2 separate regions of the Homo sapiens genome follow, and region 1 is linked to region 2. Evidence: chromatin contacts called from ENCODE Hi-C or POLR2A ChIA-PET data. All regions are on one chromosome and are shown on one strand. The core of a region is the stretch at or near the end of the contact, and the rest is flanking DNA. Distances in the headings are between cores, read along the strand shown.

The links. Hi-C counts contacts between places; a loop is a spot of excess contacts on that map. ChIA-PET counts read pairs that join two places held with the same protein, here RNA polymerase II (POLR2A).
Region 1: a loop to region 2 is called in a map of endothelial cell of umbilical vein, with 2.7 times the contacts of the local background. The contact joins two enhancer-like sites. A Hi-C loop is called at or near these places in 1 of 168 maps with a recorded cell type or tissue (endothelial cell of umbilical vein). POLR2A ChIA-PET finds 5 or more read pairs at or near these places in 2 of 52 experiments (activated T-cell and activated naive CD4-positive, alpha-beta T cell).

What each region holds. Positions count from the first base shown.
Region 1 is chr12:70,719,160-70,724,221 of GRCh38, reverse strand. The region is part of intron 6 of PTPRR (protein tyrosine phosphatase receptor type R); the gene reads left to right. LOC124902960 (a long non-coding RNA gene) reads right to left here and starts at 5,026. Exons shown (of 2, transcript XR_007063361.1): 1 at 4,399-5,026. Within about 2 kb of position 2,125, at least 3 of the 41 ENCODE cell types and tissues checked have a DNase peak (open chromatin) inside an H3K27ac peak, as active enhancers do.
Region 2 is chr12:70,446,275-70,451,237 of GRCh38, reverse strand. No RefSeq gene overlaps it. Among named protein-coding and RNA genes, the nearest start is that of PTPRB-AS1, 19 kb to the left of the region's middle. Within about 2 kb of position 1,262, at least 3 of the 41 ENCODE cell types and tissues checked have a DNase peak (open chromatin) inside an H3K27ac peak, as active enhancers do.

The DNA of each region.
Region 1 (5,062 bases), core at 876-3,375, 270 kb before region 2:
TCAGTATGAGGAGTATTTTGCAATTTATATACACTTATAAAATGAATGAATACATTTTGGAAGTGATTCTGAAATTGGAAGAATAGAATGAAAGGATATGAAGTAACTTAAAAAACCTCTTATAACCAAAATGGTCATTTTTTACAACTTCCAACTTAGACTATCAAAGAAAGCATATTTTGCAAACATTTTGCTCTCCTATTTCATTCTTCCTCAAAAATCTGTATCTTTTTTTGTGTGTTTGTCTAATTTTGGGGAGTCTCTCACTGTGAATTTTTAAAAATAAAGAGCAAATTGCCATGCTCCTTAATTTATAGACATGCCTCTACATATTTAGGTGCTTAACAAGTTTCTGTAAATAAATGAATAAAGCAATAAAAAATAAAACTTCAGATTCACACTAAAAGCAAATAAAATTGAGTTGGGCCATGCACATACCACTCCAATAAGAATGTTATTTAATGCTAATGCAAAAGCAGCTAAGGAAATAAGAAAAATCTTTAAAAAAAACAAAAAGGTAAATTTGTTGATGCTTTGGTTGGTTCTCTTTTGCTTCCTATAATCCCACATTTTGAAAGTTTTATTTGCAACCTATATTTGTAATATTTAATCTGTGTGTACACTTGAGACTGTCCTTATAAAAAGGATTCTTTCTGCCTCTTAAAAGCTATAATTCAAGATAAAGTGAAAACCAAGTCGCTATAATGCATAAATAAGATTTTATCTTTGGAAAAATGAGAAAATATTGAGTCCTGGGCAAAATTTATGACCTCTAACATAAATTTGAATTGTGTCCTTTTTAATGATTTCAGATTGCCAGAAGTGGCAAAATTAGAAAAATTAAGTTTACATACAAAATAGCTTAAAAGGGGAAAAAAAAAAGCCCTCAAAAAGTTCTCTTGGAACTTTTCTGCTTAGGGTTGCAAGCTGAAATTTTGGTGATGTGCCTTGATTTAATTTCCAAGTCTCTTATCTGTAGTTTATTCTTGTTACTGCAGTTGCTACTGGTTTTTAACTTGTACACAGGAAACCAGTGCCAATCAATTTTGTTCCCAAGGTGACAGGAAACCCTGGTTGGTCAGATGTTGATTGTGCTTGCTGTTCATGCTCCACCCATCATATTTTCTTCCCTTTTGGCTGAACTTAAGACAAATTAATCAGTGGTCGACATCTGGCAGACAGTTTTGGTGTCTTCTCAGTGATTTGTTGACCCGCACATCTAAACAGTAAAAACTCAGTGCGTAAAACTTGTAGGCACTAAATATAAATGCTGCCAAGAATCTTTTTCAGGGACTTGGGTGGAAGGCCCATCTTTTGGCTTTTTACTTGAAAATGTGAATTTTCTTGAGTAATGAAACATCTGTTCAATAAATATCTCACCTTCTTTATGACGGCGGGTGGCTTACCTCACTCTATTGTAAATTCCAGATATGAACTGTGAAACAGGGGGCAAGGAAGGGCTCAGAGAATGTTAAGCTTTTTAACAGGCCTCTGCTGCTTGTAATTAATCTTTAGCCACCTGCATATTTTCTTCATAATGAGTCTTATCCCAAATAAACATATCCCTCGTCACTGAACACTCTGAGAGAAAATGTTGGTACCCAGATTCTGGCAAATAAGATAACTCATAAATAAAAGCTAAGCACAAAGTCAAGCCGGATGACCTCCGCGTCCCTCCAAGTCAAGCTTCTTTGGAGTCTCCTCTTTCAAACTCATGGTTTATGACTCTTAAAAAAGAAAAATTACAAACTGTTTACTAGCCTTGCGAACTCTTTTCAGAAATCATTTGTTTTAACGAGAGTGGTACTAAAATATAGGTCTAATTTTATCAGGTCTAGTGACAGGAGAGATCATGAGAAACATACAAGAAATGTTATCTCTATATAGGAAGATGAAGGAAGGTAACAATGCAGGAAGGTGGGATTTAGATAAACCTAAAAAGGGCAGGTATGTTGGACCGGATAGGCTTTTCCTGTTCCTAAAATGTCTTGTGCTCTTACACAGGAAAAGCATTCTTATTCACCCGAGGCATTTGCAAGTCCTAGGCACAAGACCTAAAAGGACCCTGGGTTCTGGTAGTAAGAAAGCAGGAAAGGAGTGGGTGGGAAAGGAAGCGTCCACGGGGGGCGCATAGCCGGGACAGATTTTTCAAAGGGTAAAAAAGCCTTTAGCCATTTTTCATCTATGCCTCCCTCATTTTGAAAACAAACTCTGCTAGTTTGTTCTTATTTCTTAATACAATACTTCCCATGCCAAAATTTGGATACATTTTAAATTGGGGTCAATTTGGGCTGTAGAGTCTCTAATGAATTGGTCAGCATGTTCATGCTCTTTGAGAGTCTGCTGCCCTCACTGACCTGCCAGTTCCAATAATCATCCAACTATCCTCCCAACGATTCCTTTCCTGGATATATTAGCAGGGCGAATTTCAATCCACTTTGTTTATTTGTTCACTACGGTATCTTCCATAGAAAAGCTAGGCCTGTGAAATAAAGATTAAACGGGCTAGAAAAGTTTGCGGTGTTATGAATCCTATACTGTGCAGAATTCATAATTCCAGTTTTGCCTAGTAGAAAAAAGCCCAAGATCATAAATATTTCTAAGCAGTCAGGGAAACTGCATTTGCCAAGGCCCTATAAGAAAGCTGATGGTGAACCCAAACAGAATCCTGCCAAATACCTAAAATGTGTTGAAATATATTTTATAATTCCTCCCCCACAATAGTCCACCTTTTGATTTGTGTGATAATCTATTTGGACAGGAGCTATCCACCGTGTGCCTGCTCTTCTTTCCACCTGCTGTTCCATCAGCCGAGGAAAGGGTTGTGCCCAAGGGAGGTGGCTGTCCATTGTTATTCACAATAGCGGTGCCCCTCATGAAATGCTCTGCCAGGATAGATAAATTACCTATTCTTAGACAGAAGTTTTATATATGTGCAATGTTGACTGACTCAGACTCTAATCAAAACTGTTCTCTTGGTTCTCCTCAGTATATTTCTAACTCCTCGGTATATTTCTAACCTATTTCTAACTGGAGAACTTTAGGATATTTGGCAGTACCATGTGTAAGTAAGAGCTTTTGCAGGACTTCCAAGCAAGAGAAGTAACAATGGGTATATGCCTGCAACACATTTCTTTTAGGGGAATATGGCACGAGTGTTTTTGTGGATTATCTGGTTTATATAAGATATGCATTTTAAATAACTAAACCTGTGTTGACATGCTTATACTAGAAAGCAGTGCTGTTAAGGAGCACCTCTATATAGGCAAACCCTATTCAGTGAAGAACCAAATCTGAGCTTTAATCTGAAACCAAATAGAAAAAGTTATTGGAGTCGAAGATGAGGGAGTGGGGTGAAATAAGATTATGTATCAAGCATATTCAAATATAGGATAATATCCTAGGGCCTAGTGGTAGTACCAATAAGAAAAATGTACCTGAGCCAGGTGTGGTGGCTCACGCCTGTAAGTCCTAGCAATTTGGGAGGCCAAGCCTGGGGGATCACTTGAGACCAGTTCAAGACCAGCCTGGGCAACATGGAGAAACCCTGTCTCTACTAAAAATACAAAAATTAGCCAGCTACTCTGGAGACTGAGGCAGGAGAATCGCTTGAACCCGGGAGTTGGAGGTTGCAGTGAGCTGAGGTCATGCAACTGCACTCCAGCCTGGGCGACAGAGCAAGACCCTGTCTCAAAAAAAAAAAAAAAAAAAATTACCAGGGTAACAGAGCAATACCTCTACATAGAGAGGAAAAAACTGGAAAAGACTTGGTAAGTCTATGCCTATACCTAACATTTGTGGAGCAGTTGCTATATGCCAGGTACTGTACAAGATGCATCACAGATATATAAAATCATTTCCTCCTCATATCCACCTCAGGTGGGTAAATTATATCATCTCAAATTTAATGATAAGGAAACGGAGACACAGGCATTCAAGCACATTTCCATGGTCGCAGAGTACATTACTGCAGAGATAGGATTCGAGCCCAGGTAATGTGCCCCCAGATCTCACGCTTGTTTCTATTTCCTGCTTCCCCTAATGACTAAGGCACCCGAGGATTTTTCTTTTTCCACCTTCTCCATATTCATAATTAGACTATATTAAATTTTTTCAGTGGAGGAATGGAAGCATTTTAAAATAAAATAATCTCTTCAGCCTAACACAGACCAATTCCACTTTGAGAAGAGCGATGGTTGCGCCTTGCACCCTCCAGGTGGCGCTTGTGCGCCACTTACAGACAGGAGAGGTTTCAGGGTCGTCGGCAGGGTGGGCTCTTGGTTTTGTTCAAAGGACATTTGAGCATTGTTTCTCTGTCCTCAACAATCCTACTTGAGACACTTGTTGCCATTGTAAGATTTAAAGGCAAATCAGATAAACAAAGAAAGGGCCACGTACCAATCCTAAAGCTGACGTGGAGCAGCCGAAGCCTCCCTTCGCAGAGGTCTGTTAATGGCATCCAGAGAAGACGCGCAGTCACTGTGGGTTCAGACTGCAGATGCTCTTAGCAGGGGTTTCCAGCTGGGCGCCCGTGGCCCTCTGGAAGGTTCTCATTTGGTATCCATCGGAAGGCCTTTTATCGCTTGTTAGTAATGATACAGATTTGTTGTAGAGGCAAGCAATTCTTTCAGTATTTAAGCCTTTGCAATTTTCATTATTTTTTTAAAAAAATGATTTTTTTTTTTGCCCTTTTGCTCCCCTTCCTAACAAAGGAAATTGTTAGGAACTATATTACTAATGTAATTTAGTCAAGGGGTTGTCAAGGAGTTCCATTAGGATTTGGATTGAAAAGGGATTTCTAGGATAAAGCACCGTTTTGCTGTAGATATGATCTTCTGGAAAGGATGGGGCCGGGCAGCCTCGTGAAGTTTGCATTCGTGAACTTTGGGTTCCCGTAATCCTACGGCATGCCTTATCGAGGACAGCCTAGGAGCGAATTGGCAGTAGGTTAGAAAGCATGATTAGAAGAGGGAAAGCTGAAATGGCCTTCATGTCGGCTGTTTTCCTCCACAGGATACTGGGTGATTCCTGTCCTAACCAGATACTGATTACTTAAAGCTTA
Region 2 (4,963 bases), core at 13-2,512:
AGTTTCTTGTGAGACAAAGCAAGTCCCTACTGCTTATGAGCCAGTAAAATAAAAAACAAGTTAGTTACTTCCAAGATACAATGAGGGTACAGGCATTGGGTAAATGAACCCATTCCAAAAGAGATAAATTAGTCAAAACAAAGGGGCTACAGGCCTCATACAATTCTGAAGCCCAGCTTTAGATAATGACTACTAGGGTAGTCATTAAATCTTAAAGCTCTGATATAATCTTCTTTGACTCCATGTCCTGTATCCAGGCCACACTGATGCAAGGGGTGGGCTCCCAAAGCCTTGGGCTGTTCTGCCCCTGTGGCTCTGCTGCGCTCAGGTCCCAGGGCTGGCGCTGAGTGCTTGTGGCTTTTTCAGGTACATGGTGCAAGCTGCTAGTGGATCTATCTGTCTGGGATATAGAGGATGCTGGCCCTCTTCTCAGCTCCACTAGGTAGTGCCCCCATGGGGACTCTGTGTGGGGGCTCCAACCCCACATTTCCCCTCTGCACTGTCCCAGTAGAAGTTCTCCATGAGGCCTCTGCCCCTGCAGCAGACTTCTGCCTGGACATCCAGGCATTTCCATACATCCTCTGATATCTAGGCTGAGGCTTCCAAGCCACAACTCTTGTGCTCTGTGCATCTGCAGGCTTAACACCACATGAAAGCCACTAAGTCTTATGGCTGACACCCTCTAGAGCAGTGGGTTAACATGTATCTGGGGCCCTTTTAGCTACAACTGGCACTTGAGTGGCTGGGACACAGGGAGCAATGTCCCATGGTTGTGCAGGGCAGCAGGGCCCTGGGCCTGGACCATGAAACCATTCTTCTCTCCAAGACCTCTGGGCTTGTGATGGGAGGGGCTGCTACAAAGTTCTCTGAAATGCTTTCAAGGCATTTTCCCCATTGTCTTGGCTATTAACATTCTGCAATGTTACTTATGCAAATTTCTGTAGATGGCTTGAATTCCTCCCAGAAAATGGGGTTTTCTTTTCTAGTGCATGGTCAGACTGCAAATATTCTAAACTTTTATGCCCTGCTTCCCCTTTAAATATAACTTCCAGTTTCAGACATCTCTTTGCTCACACATATGACCATATGCTGTTAGAAGCAGCCAGGCGACATCTTCAATGCTTTGCTGCTCAGTGTGTGGGGGTGTACGACAATACATTCAAGCTTATATACAAGGCATTTGAGGTTGAGGCATGGAAAAATACTAAGGCACTGTGTGTATGTTGTTTGTGCATGATACTGTAACTCCTTGACTCTGAAAACAGGACAAGGAACAGGATGTGTGATAAGGAGTGCTGAAGACAGCATCCTAAGAATGTGGTTTGAGTGCTTTCAGATGTAATAAATAAGGCCATATGTACCTCATGACCTGACCCCCAAATAGCCACCTGGTGGATGTTTCTTGTTTGTCTAAATTGTAGTTTAACAAGCCTTCTCAACAAATACTTGACAGACAGATCTTAAAGCAGCAATCCCTTGAAGGAGCTGCTCCCCACCCCGTTCATTGTAATTGTATGAATACTTATTTCTCGGCGTTCACTGCAGAGCAACCTGCAAGTGGTGACCCTGATGCGACTGCTTTGAAGTTACACGTGGAGTAGGATGACTCACCAATCTTTGGGGAATACCAGTAAGGAACAGTCCCAACCCGTTTTCAGGAGGATGTGACCAAAGTGTATAATACCAAGGGTCGGGTTACCATGAGTCAGGAGTTGACCAAAGAGCAGAAAGTTTTTTATAAAATGGTGCAACAATTACTTAAGGCTATCCAGTGCACTGTAGAGTCCGAAGCTTTGCATAAGCTTATGCTTTTAATTTGGCAGGAATGCCCTTGGTTACATGATCAAGGAACATTAGATTTAAAGTTATGGGAGCAGGTGCGTTGCTGCCTGAAAAGAGGATTGGAGCAGGGCCATTTTGCTAATGTTACCGTTTTGACCACCTGGAGTTGGTTACACTCTGCGTTATACCCTTTTGATATGCCAGACTGTGATGAGTCACATCACCCATTTTCTTCACCTGAAGGGAATTCAGAAGATTTAAAGGGAAAGGGTACACAGGAACCAGAACAACAAAGAGGGGCTCCTCGCCCCACTTCACTCCCTTCAGTAGGGCATAAAGAAGACACTCTGGTAAAAGTTTTGGTTTCAGCTGCCGAATATACTGTGTGGGGGAGCGAGTACAGTCATTTAGCCATGCAGCAATGATTACAAATTTTGGATAATGATATCCTGATACAGCTTTATATGCTATTGGTAACAGGGCCTTTTCTTCAGCTCAGGCTCAGGCTCAGGTGGACAGCAGTTGATTTCCTCAATGCTCGCAGCTAGCCATACAAGTATGGAAGAGGATACCCGTGGGACAATCCCAGGGTTCCTTTGTGATGGTTAGACAGGATGCAACAGAAACATACATTGAATTTATCAACCAATTGCAGGCTGCAATCAAAAGACAGGTACCCCATCCTGAAGCCACCAGACTTCTTAAGTTGTAATTGGCTTTTGAAAATGCAAATAAGGATTGTCAGGCAGCAATAACCCCAGTCCGAGCCACTGCCACTGAAATCAGTGTGTTTATTAAAGCATGCCAGAATGTAGGCACTACAACTCATCTGGCCCAGACTTTTGCTGCAATGATGACTGGGGCCACATGTTATAACTGTGGCCAAACCGGGCATATGGCCAAAGAATGCTGATAGAAGGGAGTCCCAAAGAAATCAAAGGCCTCTAAAATACCCTCTAAAGAATGCCTGCAATGCAGTAAAGGTAAGCACTGGGCTAACCAGTGCAAATCAAAATTTGATAAGGATGGAAACCCGTTATCAAGAAACAGGAAGAGGGGTGAGATCTCCAGCGCCCAGAAAAATCCATGGAGGAACACCAATCCCCAGACTTGGGGAATAGCTTTTTCCTCGGAGTCAGGACCAGAAATAGCATCCATGACCTCTCTTCTGCCACCTCCAGCAGCGAAGGGCTGGACCTCGCAGTCATAACAGTCATGGTGCTTAAAGAGCAAGATGCGGTCCAGTTGATTTCAACTGGAATCTGTGACCGGTTACCCAGAGGAATGTTTGGATTGATTATTGGAAGGTCTTCTAATACACTTAAAGGGATTCAAATTCTCCCTGGAGTGATAGATTCAGACTATTTAGGAGAAATAAAACTTATGGCACAGGTGTCAGGGGTCCACACCATCTCTAAAGGAACTCGCCTTGCTCAGACTATTCTTATTCCTTACCTTCAAGGTAATACTCAACAGAAAATGGTGGGGCCTCAGGATTCGGCCACTCAGGCATGAAAGTTTTTTGGAGTAGTCCAGTGTCATCTCATAAACCATACTTGGAAGTAAAAATTAATGGAGTTATGTTTATGGGAATTATTGACACAAGAGCTGATCAAACTATTATAGCTAAAAAACACTGGCCTTCAGATTGGGCCTCCTCTTCTGCCTTATGTTCTATCATGGGTGTTGGAGAGTATCAGCAGCCATTAAAAAGTAGGCATAACCTTCCACTTTTGGGCCTGGAAGGCAAGGTTGCCCAGGTTCAGCCCTTTATCTTAGAAATTCCATTTTCTCTGTGGGGACAAGATGCCCTAGAACAGTGGGGCTTAAACCTCTCTGTCCTGCCACCTTTTTGGTAGGGGCCACTGCTCCTTTGAAAATTATCAAAATTAAGAGGAAAACTACTAGCCCAGTATGGGTGGAGCAGTGGCCCATTAAGAAGGAAAAATTGGAACATATTCAACGTCTAGTACAAGAACAACATGCTGGCCACATTGAGCCTCCTGCTAGTCCCTGGAACACTCCTATTTTTACTATTCCAAAGAGGTCAGGAAAATGGGGGTTATTGCATGACCTCTGTGCTATTAATGCTGTGATGCTTCCTATGGGACCTTTGCAACCAAGATTGCCTTCTCCGGGTATGATCCCCAAAGACTGGCTTCTTATTATCATTAATCTAAGAAATTGTTTTTTTACCATACCCTTGCATCCCGAGGATCGAGAAAAATTTACTTTTACCATTCCCACTTATAACAATCAGCAACCAGTTCAACGTTATCAATGGAGAGTTCTACCCCAAGAGATGATAAATAGCCCACTACATGTCAGCTTTACGTACTTGAAGCCTTACTTTCTGTGCGTCCATCCTTCCCCCAGGCAAAAATCTTCCACTATGTGGATGATATTTTGATAGCTGCTCAATACCAGTCATTACTGCATCAACTTTACACAATGGTAATATAGCGTATGTCATAGTATGGTCTTGTTATTACACACACAAAAAAGTCCAGCTGACATCTCTGTGGCTCTATCTAGGAAGTCTTATTTTATCTACTACCCCTAGGCCACAACTTACAAAAACAATTCTTCCACAGCACTTAACCCTTAATACATTACAGCAAGTCTTCGGACAGATTAATTGGATATGTCCCTATTTAGGCATTCCTGCAAATTCCTTGACTAATCTTTTGTCACCCTGAAAGGTCACCCTGCTTTAAATTTGCTGCGAGACCTCTCTCCACTAGCACAGGCAGACCTTAACACTGTGGAGCAAGCCTTGGCCCAATGGTGCATCTCGCGTTTAGATCCTGACAGACCTCTAGATCTTTTTAATACCTCTCATAGCCCTACAAGGATGCTTGGGCAAGTTGGAACAGATGTGTCTCCTTTGGAGTGGCTTTACCTGCCTCATAACCCCTCTAAACCCATACAAAAGACCACAGATTTAATAGCTTCTCTTCTCATAAAGGGATGCCATCCAATTGTCAGGATATGACCCTGCTACTCTTTTCTTACCTTTAAGCAAGGAACAATTTCATACTCTGTTAGCTTGTGATCTTGATTGGCAAGTTGCAATGGCCGACTTTGTTGGTAATATCAGTTTCCATTTACCAGCCTCTAAGCTCCTGAACTTTTTACAAACTGTACCTGTTAAAAATTCGTATCTATTGTTGTTTCTGAG